5 separate regions of the Homo sapiens genome follow, and all the other regions are linked to region 4. Evidence: chromatin contacts called from ENCODE Hi-C or POLR2A ChIA-PET data. All regions are on one chromosome and are shown on one strand. The core of a region is the stretch at or near the end of the contact, and the rest is flanking DNA. Distances in the headings are between cores, read along the strand shown.

Region 1 (2,700 bases), core at 82-2,581, 4.4 Mb after region 4:
CTCTATTGCCCCACCTCTGGGGCCTACACTCTTTACCTTCTCTGATTTATCTGACCCATCCGCATATCTCTGCAAAGTCTTAATGTAGGTTTCCAGGATTTAATGATTCTTTCAATCAACTTTAAAGTTCTTCAGGAAGATTCTCCAGGTCCGTCAACAGTTTTCCCCTTCATGACTTTGTGACAAAGCTTTCTTGTTCCACTATCCAGGTGTTCCCAACAAGTTGCTGTAACGGTGGCCCCTCATAAGCTTGCCTGGAAACCCTAGAAAGCTCAGAAAAATTATGAACTTTGCCCAGTAAGAGGCTGGGAAGTCAGAAAGGGTTTTAAACAAAACTGACCCCACTTGTTACATGCTCCTTTCACTGTCCAAACGTCAACCAAAGGAACTTTTGTGACGCTAAGACGCTCCCGGCGTCCTCACCCGTTCACAGCCAGAGTTGATCTTAGAAGGCAGGGGGCTCGCACCGAGACGCTCCTAGCAAGCCCCTCACGCGAGCGAATGACTGGCGCCAGGAGAAACGCATAGGACCTCCCGAAGCCGCCGAGAGCAAAAGGACCCATCAGAGCTGTGCTGAGACCCGCCGCGGGCCGGGCTCGCACTCGAGATTCTCGCCCGTGGGATTCCAGTCCTGAGCTGAACGAGAGATAAGTCTTTGTCACCCCCCAGTCTTTACTGTTTCGAGAAACCCTAAGATTTTTTAAAAAAAAGCCCAAGACGTCAAGTCGGGGAACTCCAACATTGGGGTGTCCAGAAACACTGGGGTTTCAGGCGCTCTGTAAATGCGTCCGAGGTCCGCGGTTCTGCCCGCAAGCCCAGACCCCGGCCTCACTTCCGCCCCGCGCCCCGCGCCCCGGCCTCACTTCCGCCCCGCGCCCCGCGCCCCGCGCCCCGCGCGCCTCCGCCCGCCCCTGCTCCGGCCTTGCGCCTGCGCACAGTGGGATGCGCGGGGAGGTGGTGCGCGGGGAGGTGGAGGGCGAGGGGCGGGGCTACCTCAGGTCCCGCCCGCGGCAGGCCTGTGGGCTGCGAGGAGGAGCTTTGCCTAGCTTGCAGGCAGCGCAGGGCAGACGGCGGCAGGAGAAGCAAGATGAATGCAGGCTCAGATCCTGTGGTCATCGTCTCGGCGGCGCGGACCATCATAGGTGAGTGGCCGGCGGGAGCCGCGCAGAGTCCGAGGCGCCTGCTGCTTCGGCAGGAGCGCCGAGGGCCGGACTTGTGTAGGAGAGGGGCGTATGTGGAGGAAGCCGGTCAGGCCAAGCCGCGAGGAGCCGCGGGATCCCTGGAACCCTGCGGCTCCCGCGTTCCCTGACCTGGTGCTACAGCCCCACCCTCTCCTCTCCCGATGTGCGCACTCCGTCCCTCGTGCTTGGATTGGCTCCCGGGGTAGAGCCATCGCGTGGCCTGCCTCTCCCATTGGTTGGCGTAGGGAGGTGTTCTCCTCCGGGGCCCCTGATTGGCCGGCTCCGGGAGGCGCCATCGGTAATGCCTGCGGCAGGGGCGGAACTGCTAGGTGGTCTGAGCCCGGCTTTGGGCTGGGGTCGGGCTGTCACACAATGGCTAGAAGTCGTGACTTCGTCTCCTTCGTGCCGCATGGTTTTCAACGCCCTTGACCCGCCGGTTCCTTTTGTTTGGGAAGCATGGGGTCGCATCCAGTCCTTCGGATTTGGGGAAATAGAAGGGCTACAGCGGCGTCCCTAGGCCGTTCTGGAGGTCGCCTGTCCAGCCCTCGGCTGCTGCGAGTTGTGGCACCCACCTTGACCTTTGCTCAGACCAGCAGGTGTAGGAACGTGTGGGAGGAGAGGGCACTGCCTCCTCGCGTGGCCTTGCCAAACAGGGTCATGAGGCTCCCCTGCTCGTAGGTGGTTCCCGTATTACCCGCAGGCTTGTGATGTCCACGCTCTCCGCCTTTCTATTGTAGGTTCCTTCAATGGTGCCTTAGCTGCTGTTCCTGTCCAGGACCTGGGCTCCACTGTCATCAAAGAAGTCTTGAAGAGGGCCACTGTGGCTCCGGAAGATGTGTCTGAGGTCATCTTTGGACATGTCTTGGCAGCAGGTAAGTCTCAGTGATTCCAGGAGAAGTCAGGCTTATTAGAAACAGCCCATAAACACACACACACACACACACTCTCACACACTCACACACTCTCTCACTCACTCAAGTTCTTGCCTCCTTGCTTTTGCTCAGAGTTCCCTCTGTTATGATTCCTCCTGTTGGCCCCCTTCTTCCAGCCCTGTCAGTAGCTTCTATCCAGCTTGAGACTCAGCTTCTTGGCCAGGCAGGGTGGCTCCCGCCTGTAATCCCAGCACTTTGGGAGGCGGAGGAGGAAGGATCACTTGAGTCCAGAAGTTTGAGACTAGCCTGGGCAACAAAGCAAGACCCCGTCTCTACAAAAAATAAAATAGCCAGGTATGATGGCCTGTGCCTCCCAGCTACTGGAGAGGCTGAGGTGGGAGGATCACTTGAGCCCAGGAGTTTGAGACTGCAGTGATTGTGTCACTGCACTCCGTCATGGGTGACAGAGTGAGACCCCTTCTCTAAACAAACAAAAAGACTTAGCTTCATTAATATGCTTTTTGTGAATGAACTTAGACCACTGACCTACACCACCTACACTGCCTTTTCTTTTCCTTTTTTTTTTTTTTTTTTTTTTTTTTTTGAGACGGAGTCTCTCTCTGTGGCCCAGGCTGGAGTGCAGTGGC
Region 2 (2,700 bases), core at 188-2,687, 4.7 Mb after region 4:
GTGCCACCACGCCCGGTTAATTTTTTGTATTTTTAGTAGAGATGGGATTTCACTGTGTTAGCCAGGATGGTCTCGATCTCCTGACCTTGTGATCCGCCCGCCTTGGCCTCCCAAAGTGCTGGGTTTACAGTCGCGAGCCACCGCGCCCGGTCACCACAAACCCTTTTTCGACGTCCACAGTTTACACCTGAGCTCTCCCTTTGACCCACTACAACACTTTCTTTTCTTGGGCAATATATTAATAGCACGGTGGTTATGTCACAGGCCTGTGACTGGCTTGGGCTCAAACCCGGGCTTTTTCACTTACTAGCTGCAAGACTAACTAGTTATTTAATTTCTCCATTCCTCACTTTCCTTATCTGCAAAACGGATGCAATAAAGGCACCCCCTCTTACAGGACTGTTAGGATTAAATGAGCTAAATCACAGTGTCCGAACACTTCAGTACTTCGTACATAATTACTTGCTCAAGAAATGTTAGCTATTATTGGGTCATGATTATTTATATGTGTTTGAATTCCAGCTTTGCCACATCCCAGAGTGTCTTTGAGTAAGTCACTGAGTATCCTTGTGCCTCAATTCCTCATCTATAAGTAGGTTCCCATCTCATAGGTTTTTAAAGATTCATGCTTACATGCTTAGCAGTGTCTGGTATGGAATAAGCACTAAAAAAGATGAGCTTTTATGATGATGATGATTACTATTTTCAGTCATGATTATTTTGTATATTTACTCTAAAAGAAAGTGAATTTTTTTAGTTCAAGACTTTTAGATTCATCGTTCTACTTTCATTGTGGCTAGCTCATGGCCATCCACGTAGTGAATTAATAAAGCTTTGTTGAGTGGCACTTGCTTGACAGCGACACTTTTGTCCACTCTTTCACCTTGCTGGATTTGTGCTGCCTTCCTTGCTGTAGGAAGCCCACGCTTGGGAAATAACATTCCCACAGAAGGTCTGAGAGGCTCTGACGGGCCAAGGTTGTAAACCCCCATGATTTGACTCCACGGGCAGTTAAAGTGTGTTCCCACCCCCCACGGATCCGCTGCCACTAGGCTGTGCGAAGGCATTTACCTCCCTGGCACTTTGATCCAAGTTCCCTATTTTCCCCTACTGGTCGATCGAGGTTGGGAACAGTTGCTCTAACCTGGGAAGCACCCGCCACGATCCAGCAGGGCGCGGTGGGAGGGGAAACTGAGGCCCGGCTAGGCACCCCCGCCGCGCCCAGCCCGCCGAGAGGCTCAGGCCCCGGGAGGCACCTGGAGCCTGCGCCCCGCCCGCGCCGCTTCCTGTCCCGCGCGCTGCGCTCACGTGACCCGGGCCTGGGAGGAGCCGGGGCGGGCGGGGGTCACCTGAACAAGGGAGTCACGTGAGCGGGGGGCGGGGGTGGGGGGGCGGTGCCGGGCGGCTGTCACGTGACGCGGTTCCGGGGCCGCCGCTGCCGCTGTCGCTGTCGCCGAGCCCAGTCGAGCCGCGCTCACCTCGGGCTCCCGCTCCGTCTCCACCTCCGCCTTTGCCCTGGCGGCGCGACCCCGTCCCGGGCGCGGCCCCCAGCAGTCGCGCGCCGTTAGCCTCGCGCCCGCCGCGCAGTCCGGGCCCGGCGCGATGGGGGCCGCCGCCGGCCGGAGCCCCCACCTGGGGCCCGCGCCCGCCCGCCGCCCGCAGCGCTCTCTGCTCCTGCTGCAGCTGCTGCTGCTCGTCGCTGCCCCGGGGTCCACGCAGGCCCAGGCCGCCCCGTTCCCCGAGCTGTGCAGGTGGGTGGCCCGCCCGGACGCAGGCTCCGCTCGCGGTGCCCGGGGTGAGCGGCCGGCGTGGGGGGCGGGGAGCGCTCGAGGAGCTCCTGGGGTCTCCAAGTCGCCTCCGTTCCGCGCCGGGGTCCGCCCCGTTCCCGAGGGAAAGTTGCCTGCGTGGTGTCCGCGAGTCCCGCCGGGTCCCGTGCGCAGGCGGGGGGCGCGGGGGCACACGCGGTCGTGGCGGTCCTGGAGCCCCGCGTCCGGCCACTTGTGGCTGTCGCTGAGTCGGGGGTGGCTTTGTGCGGAGCGGTCGCCCCGGCCCTTGGGGTCGGCGCCTGCCCTCGCGCGGCCGGGCGTCCGGGAAAGTTGGAGGCAGGAACTCCAGTTTGCTTTGTTCCCGCTGCGCGTTTGCATCAGAGTTTCGCCAGCGGGGCACCGGTGAGGCCCCTCGGTGTGGAGAGGCTCACCGGGGCGTTGGAGCCCGCAGGAATGGTCCTGGAGTTGAGTGTTTGTGGTTTCATTTGCTGATTGATTTCCCCCCGTGGGCTCATTTTCTCTTTAAAGAATATATATATATATATATTTTTAGCAGGCGGTGACTTTTGTCTTCTTTAGATTGGGGGCAGGGGGTGTCGTCCAGTGTGAGCTTTCAAGACTTGACCCTTCACTTCTCTGAGCCCAACTTCCTGCCTGGTTGCTCACATGATGTCATTGTCTCCGGGGCGGATTATTCTAGTGGATCTTGCTCTGGGAACCATGATTGTATAACCCATCAGTCCCATCGAGGGCTGTTCACCTCGCGCAACTGCTAGCAGTCCAGGGCCTGGGGAACTTCGAATTTCAGGAATTTTCTGACCATCCTTTTCTGGACTGTTTAGGATGATGGAAAATTCAGCTTTTGTTTATTTTTTTAAACTTTGGTAAAAAGGAAGCAGGATGAAAAGTTTTGAACAGACAACAGTTTCTCCCT
Region 3 (2,700 bases), core at 120-2,619, 3.3 Mb after region 4:
AAGTGTGTGCTAGTTAGGAAATCAGATCAAAACTGAAACTCTAGAATCAGTCCTTAAGTTTTAGTTTTATTTTCCCTGAAAACATTCCTCCTTAAACGAAATTTTTTTCTTTTTTTTTGGTTTTTGAGACGGAGTTTCGCTCTTGTTGCCCAGGCTGGAGTGCAATGGCGCGATCTTGGCTCACGGCAACCTCTGCCTCCCAGGTTCAAGGGATTCTCCTGCCTCGGCCTCCCGAATAGCTGGGATTACAGGCATGCGCCACCACGCCCGGCTAATTTTGTATTTTTAAAAGAGACGGGGTTTCTCCATGTTGGTCAGGCTGCTCTCGAACTCCTGACCTCAGGTGATCCGCCCGCCTAGGCCTCCCAAAGTGCTGGGATTACAGGCGTGAGCCACTGCGCCCAGCCACTAAATTTCATAAATGGTAAGATATCCAACCTTACCAAATGTATCTATAGTTTATATTTTTGACAGGCTGCATAATAAATCCATAGGGCTCTATCTGAATTTCAACAAGGATTATTCAGTAAGAAGAAAATGAGTGTTGTATCTCAGCTGCGCCCATCAGCTCTATTCCCCGAATGACCGTGAGCTTGAAGGAAAGCCATTTAACGCACACGGTGCCGATGGGTGTCTTCTGCTTGGCGACATCGTGGGCTTTATCCTACTTCCTCAAGGAGGCATAAAAGATGATTTTTTCCCCACAACAATGAGCTTTCTTACAGACATATTAAACGGAAATGAAATGTGCTACTCATTCCCAGCGTTGCAGAACCAGGTGAGGCCCGAGACAAAGGCGCGGGATGGCCGGGACGCCAGCCCGGGGCGGAGGGGCTGGCGGCGGGAGCGTCACCCGCACCTCCGCGGGGAGACGTCCAAGCCTCGGCGCTCCCAGCCCGGCCGCCGCGCCCCGCTCCAGGCTGGGGCTGGGGCTGGGGTCAGCCCCGCAGAGCAAGGGGCGGTGATGTCATCCTCTCGGCGAGCTTGGCTGCGGGCCGGAGGCGAGGCCCTGCGGGAAGGTTTCTCGGCACCGCTCACCGGGGCGCTCTCTCCGAGTCACGCCCGGTGCCTCCCCGCGCGGGAAGAAGCTCAATCCCCTTCCCGCCCCCCGCGCCGGGGAAACGGCGGCAATGTCCGGGCAGAATGGGGCCGGGCGGAGCGCCGGCGACCGGGAAGCTCAGGCCGTGGGCTGCCGAGACTGGCCTAGCTGAAGGAGGTGGGCAGCCAGGCCTTTCCGGGCAGGACCGCGTGTCCTTCCGCGGCCAGGGCTCTAGGCCTCCACCCTTCCGTCGCCGACCCGGCGGTTACCTCCTCCGCAGCCTGGTAGTCTTCCATCTTTCCTCCGGCGCGTCCCCTCCGGCTCCCTGAGTGGCGCGGACTGCGCAGGCGCACTCAGGCCCCGCCCCGGACCTGCCACGCCCCTCTCCTCTCGCGCCTGCCTCGCCCATGCCCAGCTCCCGGGCCCCGCCCTTCGCTGCCCGGACCCTCAGTGACCCCATCCCTGGGCGGGGCCCGTGGGTGGACCCTGAATTCGCCTCTCCTCCTGTCCTCTGGGAGGTGGTAGTTTCCATGGGAATCCGTGAGGGTAGCCGGGCAGCTCCCTAAACCTTAGCAACAGAAACAAAACACACGTACAAAAGGCAGTCCTGGAGGGGAAGCGTGGTCCCGGCCCCTCCTCCGGTTTGTACTGTGTGGATTGACGCGGACGTTCAAACCCGCTCGGACACCTGGCAACAAACTCGAAAGTGACTGCTGAAGGCAGTGCGCCCGGTGAGACGTTGTTGCAGTTCCCTTGGGGACTGGGATTGGCATGCTTTAGCTATCTGAACGAAACTTCCCTTTGGGGAGTTAAGTTTTCCAGGTAAATGAGAATTTTTCCTTTAAGCACCATTAAAAAAAAACATTTTGGGTGGAAAATTTTGTAAAATGTGGCACACTTCCTGACTACCTTAACCATAGTGAACTAGACAGACTTTATTTGTATGTGGGTTCTTTATGGAAATTAGGAATTGCACTGGGCTCTGGTAAACTGCCCTCCACGGAAAGCTGGGGCATATGCATCTATTGGCAGGTATTCTGAGGCTCCGAGTTTTGATTTTGGCGTTTGCTTTTTCTGGTTTCGTCATGCACTTGAATTCAGGTTGCTGGAACCCACTTCCCATTCCCCAAGAAAGAGCTGACTGCAAGGGTCCCAGGGATTTGGTAGACCTAAACTTCAAATCCCACATCTAATCCATCAACAACCCTTGTTATTTCTACCCCATATGCTCGGGACCCCAGTTAAAGATTGATATCTCTCATCTGGATTATGACCATCGGACTGTAACCTGGTCGGTCTATCAGGGTCTTATTAGAGCCCTTCAAGAGGAACCTAACCCAACGACTCCTCCCTCCCCTCACCCATTCTGCCCTGCCATAAGTCAATAGTTACTAAGTTGTCAGACTATAGACTAATCTTAGTGATCTTTGGATGACTAAACTTTTAACATATCTTAGCTCAAAATCTCCTACAGAGAGCCATTCTGTGACCACGGCATCTAAGGTAGCCGACCTCCTCATCCTCCACCCCTGCATCCTGTACATTTTCCTCATAGCACTTCTCTCAGTTTGCAAGAACGTATTTATGGTTGCTTGTTGATGGTGTGTCTCCATTTAGAAACTAAGTACCATGCAGGAAGGATCTGTTTTATTCACTAATGT
Region 4 (2,700 bases), core at 15-2,514:
TTGGGCAACAAGAGTGAAACTCCATCTTAAAAAAAGAAAAAAAAAAAAAAGAGAAAACTTGAGTTAAATTATTTTATCCAAAGTCATATTGGTACAGGCAGAATAAAGACTACATGTCCAAGAAATAAAACATTTTATGTTTTCTGGAGTGTGCTTCATTTAAGTGAAAATGAACTTTTTGGGTGTGATTTACTGCTCTTTTCAACTTCTGAAGTGGGACTAAATAGAATGAAATATGAAAATCTCAAAACCTAAGTACTCCAGCCGTGACTTAGTAGACGTATTTGTAATATATTTTTGCAACCTCATCTCATAGAACATCACTAAGCAATGGTGATGGTGGTTAAACCAATATATAAATACATTCGTCAAAACTCATCAAATTGAGCACTTCAAACTTATTAATTTTATTGCACATAAATTATATCTCATAAAAAGTAACTTTAAACAATTAGGTGTGGGAATGTAAACTTGCTAAAAGTAAGCTCCTCGAGGAAACACCGCCTTGTTCACGCCCATATCCTACCCCCGGCACTAGCACAATGTTGCTTGTGTAATATGTACTTATGAATGAATATTAGCGCCCCCGAGGCTTAGACTGAACAGGTAAACGTTTAAAAAACGAATCATACGAGGGATACTCTTTTCACCAAGTTATTGATAAAATCCTCGCATCAATTTAAATTCTGGTAACTTTAAACTGCATGTAAAGCAACTGCAGTCAGCATGTGCTGTACTATTTCAGAATGATTGATTTCACAGTGACCCAGATTCCAATATTCACTAGCGCCTTTCACGACCCATGAACCCTTCCTCCCCTAGGGAGCTTGGCATTTATGCAGCCTGCCGGCAGGCTACACCCCCCCGAACGCGGAGTTTTGTGAGCAATCAACGCACTTCACGTGTCTCCTGGGCGGTGGGACCGGAGTTCTGATACAAAGAGGTCGAAGGACCTGACCAAAAGCCCGTCGCACGCCAGTGCCTGGACACCCGCCCGCGGGGACGTGCAAGACCCCCCGGCCCACGCCCCCACGGACACTGGGGAGACATCCGGGGAGCACTGCTAAGCCATCCACCTGTCAGCCTCAAGTCCAGGAGGAAATTCTGTGATAGCTGCTTCGCTGCTTGCAGTCTTAACAACTTAATGATTTCTCGAATCGTGGGCAACGGAGGGAGACGGCAAGTGCTGAGTTTTCCGGAGGCAGCCATGATACGCGGCAAGCACCATCCAACCCTACCTCACCCAGGACCTTCACCGCCGCTCCGAAAGAAACGCGCAGGGGAGGAACCTGCGAGACCTAAGGCCCGCCTCGGAGTCAGCCCCATTGGTCAGACCTATCCCACCGGAAGCGATGACCGCGGACAGGAAATTCCCGGCGTGCTGAGAGCGCATGCGCTAAGTCCTGCCGCGAGAAGGGCAGGCTGGGTGGTCGGCGGCTTCCGCCTGTGAGAGCCGGGGGAGAGCCGGGTGGACTAGGCTTCTCCTGGGCGGGCTATGGGGAGAGCGCCCAGGAGGGCGGGACGAGGCGGGGCCTGGACAGGGTGGGGTTTTTCGGAGGAGTTGCTCTGAGAGGTGCAGCCGGTTTACTCCCGCCCTGAAGTTCCCAAGGGCTTCCGGCTCTTTAACGTTCTAAATACCTGTCTGTGAATATTAGAGGAAAAGCGGGTGCTTAGAGGCAAAGCTACTGTTTGTTAGCAATTCTTTCTTACTGTGAGGCGTTTTTAGAACCGCCGCTCTGCAGATGCTGCATGATGGGTTTTTAACTTCGTTCAGCCTCAGTTTTTTCATCAGTTAAATGGAGCTAATGTCTACCTCAAAATTGTGAGCACTAAATGAGAGAGATCGCCTGGTGTGCACGTTCAGAACATAGTGCACGCATGGCATTGGGTAAGCTCCCACGTGATCAGTGGTGGCTGTTATTATTTGGCAGATGAATAATTGGCCAGTGTAAAGAGGTCATTCGATTTGCTAGGATTACAGCTAAGAACAGAGAGAAGACTGAAATATGAGTTCTGTCTTTCCGTTATACGAGATAAAAACAACGAAGCAAAAAAAAAAAAAAATTAAAGTTTCTCTGATAGGTGGGAGAATTTTGCTGTTTTAACCCTGCTTATGTTTGGACATTGCTGCGTTGATCACAAATGAATTTTAAAGTTTCTGTTCCTCAATTAGTAAGTTTTTAAAAAAGCTAATGGAAAACGAAACAACTATGGGTATGGATATAAAAATGAGGAGTACTTTGAAATTCCAGTGGAAAACTCAACCACCTTCTATAAAAGCTGTTTTAAAAGGAACTGAGATAATCTCCTAGCTTTAAAAAATAGTGATGACTACCATAGAGGTAAGGAGATTTGCCCAACGTGGCATCAAAATGTAGACTGGAAGTACAAACTCTTGATTCAGATATCTTATCGTCCAAAACACAGTATACCTGACAAAGCATTATTTCACAGTTATATTCATTATTTCCCGTACTCCTCACAATGGTCCCATGTGAATGAGATTATTATTCTTAGTTTGCTGTGAAGAAATAGGGGAGGTGAGGTCATTTGACAATGCCCAGAGTCAGACAGCAAAGTACAGAGAGAAGACAACCTGAGTTGTGTTTTTTCTGAGTTCTGATCTCACTGGCCACACTCAAGTATCAGCTTATTATTTTTAAGTTAATATGTGTTAATTTTGTAACATCTAAATATATA
Region 5 (2,700 bases), core at 46-2,545, 3.9 Mb before region 4:
CTGCGAGAAACACCCAAGAATGATCAATAAAAAAAAAAAAAAAAAAAAACACAACCAGCATCCATTCTCTTATCTTCCTCCACTTTGCATTTCTCCATTGTTTAACATCACTTGCACACCTTTAATTTTTAGTTTATTAATTCATACTGCAAACGAACTCAGTTCTTATCATGTGCCAGGTATTGTCCTAGTTGCTGACAATACAGCTGAAAATAAAATAGACAAAAATCCTATCTTTTGAATCTTTTGAACCTTGCATTGGGAGTGACAGACAAAACGAGGTAAATCAGTAAAATACGTGAGACACAAAGCTAAAGGAAAAAAATAAGAGGAAAGGGCAGATTTTTGTGTCTTCCTTCCAGAATGGAAGCTCCCTGAGGATACGGATTTGTGTTTTTTCCTATTATATCTCCTGACAATAGCGCCCAGCACATAGTAGGCATTCGATCGAATTTTTAAAATGAAATACAAGGCAGTTACTCAGTTCCCGGGCACATTTCAACTTTTAGAGAACAATTACACCAATTAAGAAAATCGATTACAGCTAGGCTACGATTCGAGAGCTAAGTGGCGCTCATCTTTGGGAGTATGCCGTTCAATTCCTCAAACTCAAAATTATTTTATCGATTTCTACAGTTACCGCGGTGCACTGGCTCAAAAAAAGGGTTCATTAATTGAGTGCTTTTTACTCCCAGCTAAGCTGACCAAAGATCACGGTAAGAGGCAAAGGGTCACAGCCGCACTGGCGTAACCCGTAACTGTACACGTTCCGGGCGGCCAGGAGCCAGGGCGCAGACCTCCAAGCCGGACCACTCGAGCTGCTAAAGAAAAGGCAATACACTAACCTCTCCGCCGGAAGAGAAGAAGGAAGCGCCAGGGACGCACGCTTCCTCGGCAGGACTGCAGGGAAAGAGCCGCACCCCCAGCCTCTCACTACTGCAGCCAACCCATCTCCTGGAAGGGCGCTCCCGCCCACCCCCGCTACTGCGCAGCCGCACTGAACTCTGGTCCCACTTAGCGGGAGAAACTCGGGCCACGTGACTGTCTGACCACGTGAGCCGCGTCGCCGCGACCTCTTCCGCTCCCTAGGCCCTGGGACCTCCCGGTCCCTTGCCTGCTTCCGGCTTTCGCTCGCTTCCATATCCGCTCCTCTAGTCGCCCTCCGCTGGCCCCGCCTTCGTCCCCGGAAGATTGGGTCTTCTGGCGAGCCACTGTTTGCCGTTTGATCGGGCACCAAATAAAGTTTCTTTATTCAAAAGCACTTTTTTTTTAAAGCCACACCACCCCCATTCTCAGCTCCTCCTTCGCGGCGGTACCGCCTCTGTTTCTGCGGCGATTGAACAGCCGAGCTTTGCGGCCGGGATCGCGGAAAGTGATGGCTGTCGTCCCGGCGTCTCTCTCAGGACAGGACGTGGGGTTAGTCTAGCTTTTCTCCTCCCCACTTTTGCGGAAAGCCGGGCCTCGCCGGGAGCCTGTGGGGACTAAGCGGAGGGCGCCCGCTCCCCGGTGGGCTGCGTTCGAGTCCCGCCGCCGGGCGCGGCTTTCCGGGGCGCCTTTGCGGGTTTCGCGGACTGGCTCGGAGGCGAAGGGAGGCGGCCCCGGGGAGGGAGCCTGCCCGCGGCGGCTGCTCGTAAGGATCAGGACAGGGGTCAGCTTCGCGGTCTGTTCCTGGCGGTCACTTTTTATTTATTCACTTTAATAGACGCGCTTTGGGGGCGTTAAAATTCTGCGTAAGAGTTGGGGATCTCAGCGCTATTAAGAAACGGGTTTCTCCCTGTTGTTGATCAAATCGTAATCTCACAGTAAGAACTGTCTAGTTTTTTGCTTTATAGTCGTCACGCTACTGATTCTTGGGTAAAGTTGTGGGTGACCGTGCAAATAACATCCATTTGCATAAATCGAATGGCCAAATTTATATTTGAAATTTGTCCTTACTTCAAAATATTGCAAAAGACGAGAACACTTTGAAGAAAATAAACCTGGGCAGAAAGTAGGTTGAGGCCAACAAAGTGGCGCCAATGGCCCCAAATTGAGGCAGTCACTGTTTCAGGTCATGCAAGTATAGAGAGTATCTCCTTCAATTTTGCGCCCTAGGGCTTCTGGCCTCACTCCAGTCCTGGCCAGAGACTTTGTTCCAGAGGTGCAGGAAATGTAGTAGTTAGGAAAACAGTAATACTTTCCAATTAAAGTAAAATCTCAAAAAAGGACTTACTATACCTACTGCCTGGGAAAATTCAAGTGACAGTTGATTTAATGTTCCTGCTCACCCTCTGAGGTATTAGTGATTTCTTTTATTAATGATTTTTAAAAATTAAATTCTGATCAACGTAGTTATTATGCGCATTAAAACCTAATCACTGTTTTGGGTGGTACTGAAAGCACCACAGAGTCGGAAAGTGTGTGCAGTTTTTTTCTTAAAGTTCTATAGCTATCATTTGAGGAAACCTTTTGAAGAAATACCCAAGTTACAATCTAGTAATTTAACAATTGTCTCCTGTGATCTGGAGATAAAAACACTAGTCAGCTAAGCTCTGTGCTCTATATTTAAAACTGCACAGAATTTCTCCACCAAATAAAGCTTTTTTTCTACCTGTATCATGTATTTCCTTAGAATGATATAAAATGATAATCTGTAAATCTTGGGTTTTGTATGAATAAAATCAAGAATATCTTTAATTTTTTAATGCAGGTATAAGTTTT

Evidence for each region. A loop is a pair of places that touch in the nucleus more often than their neighbours do. ChIA-PET counts read pairs that join two places held with the same protein, here RNA polymerase II (POLR2A). Pooled maps may share reads with other maps.
Region 1: a loop to region 4 is called in a pooled map, with 15 times the contacts of the local background. The contact joins the promoter of SOD2-OT1 here to the promoter of TFB1M in region 4. A Hi-C loop is called at or near these places in 7 of 50 pooled maps.
Region 2: a map of CD8-positive, alpha-beta T cell shows a loop between it and region 4 (7-fold over the local background). The contact joins the promoter of IGF2R here to the promoter of TFB1M in region 4. A Hi-C loop is called at or near these places in 2 of 168 maps with a recorded cell type or tissue (CD4-positive, alpha-beta memory T cell and CD8-positive, alpha-beta T cell) and 9 of 50 pooled maps.
Region 3: a map of B cell shows a loop between it and region 4 (10-fold over the local background). The contact joins the promoter of DYNLT1 here to the promoter of TFB1M in region 4. A Hi-C loop is called at or near these places in 1 of 168 maps with a recorded cell type or tissue (B cell) and 9 of 50 pooled maps.
Region 5: a map of B cell shows a loop between it and region 4 (14-fold over the local background). The contact joins the promoter of DCPH1 here to the promoter of TFB1M in region 4. A Hi-C loop is called at or near these places in 3 of 168 maps with a recorded cell type or tissue (B cell and naive thymus-derived CD4-positive, alpha-beta T cell) and 10 of 50 pooled maps. POLR2A ChIA-PET finds 5 or more read pairs at or near these places in 1 of 52 experiments (WTC11).

The regions. Positions count from the first base shown.
Region 1 is chr6:159,761,001-159,763,700 of GRCh38, forward strand. It overlaps SOD2-OT1 (SOD2 overlapping transcript 1), which reads right to left and starts at 1,332. Exons shown (of 2, transcript NR_037166.1): 1 at 994-1,332; 2 at 1-636. ACAT2 (acetyl-CoA acetyltransferase 2) reads left to right here and starts at 1,045. Exons shown (of 9, transcript NM_005891.3): 1 at 1,045-1,142; 2 at 1,919-2,053. The coding sequence starts at 1,088. It also overlaps a transcript of SOD2 not described here. RefSeq lists enhancers at 298-357, 2,426-2,700 and silencers at 788-847, 868-1,017.
Region 2 is chr6:159,967,645-159,970,344 of GRCh38, forward strand. It overlaps IGF2R (insulin like growth factor 2 receptor), which reads left to right and starts at 1,438. Exons shown (of 48, transcript NM_000876.4): 1 at 1,438-1,751. The coding sequence starts at 1,603. RefSeq lists silencers at 999-1,618, 1,629-1,908, 1,929-2,058.
Region 3 is chr6:158,643,374-158,646,073 of GRCh38, forward strand. It overlaps DYNLT1 (dynein light chain Tctex-type 1), which reads right to left and starts at 1,370. Exons shown (of 5, transcript NM_006519.4): 1 at 1,309-1,370. The coding sequence starts at 1,335. It also overlaps a transcript of SYTL3 not described here. RefSeq lists an enhancer at 741-1,684 and silencers at 808-1,137, 1,298-1,527.
Region 4 is chr6:155,313,220-155,315,919 of GRCh38, forward strand. It overlaps TFB1M (transcription factor B1, mitochondrial), which reads right to left and starts at 1,265. Exons shown (of 7, transcript NM_016020.4): 1 at 1,077-1,265. The coding sequence starts at 1,209. RefSeq lists enhancers at 1,040-1,359, 1,358-2,348, 1,430-1,479, 2,030-2,079 and a silencer at 1,530-1,609.
Region 5 is chr6:151,451,171-151,453,870 of GRCh38, forward strand. DCPH1 (damage control phosphatase 1) reads left to right here and starts at 1,296. Exons shown (of 5, transcript NM_024573.3): 1 at 1,296-1,416. The coding sequence starts at 1,376. RMND1 (required for meiotic nuclear division 1 homolog) reads right to left here and starts at 956. Exons shown (of 12, transcript NM_017909.4): 1 at 846-956. RefSeq lists enhancers at 684-733, 924-1,373 and a silencer at 1,534-1,653.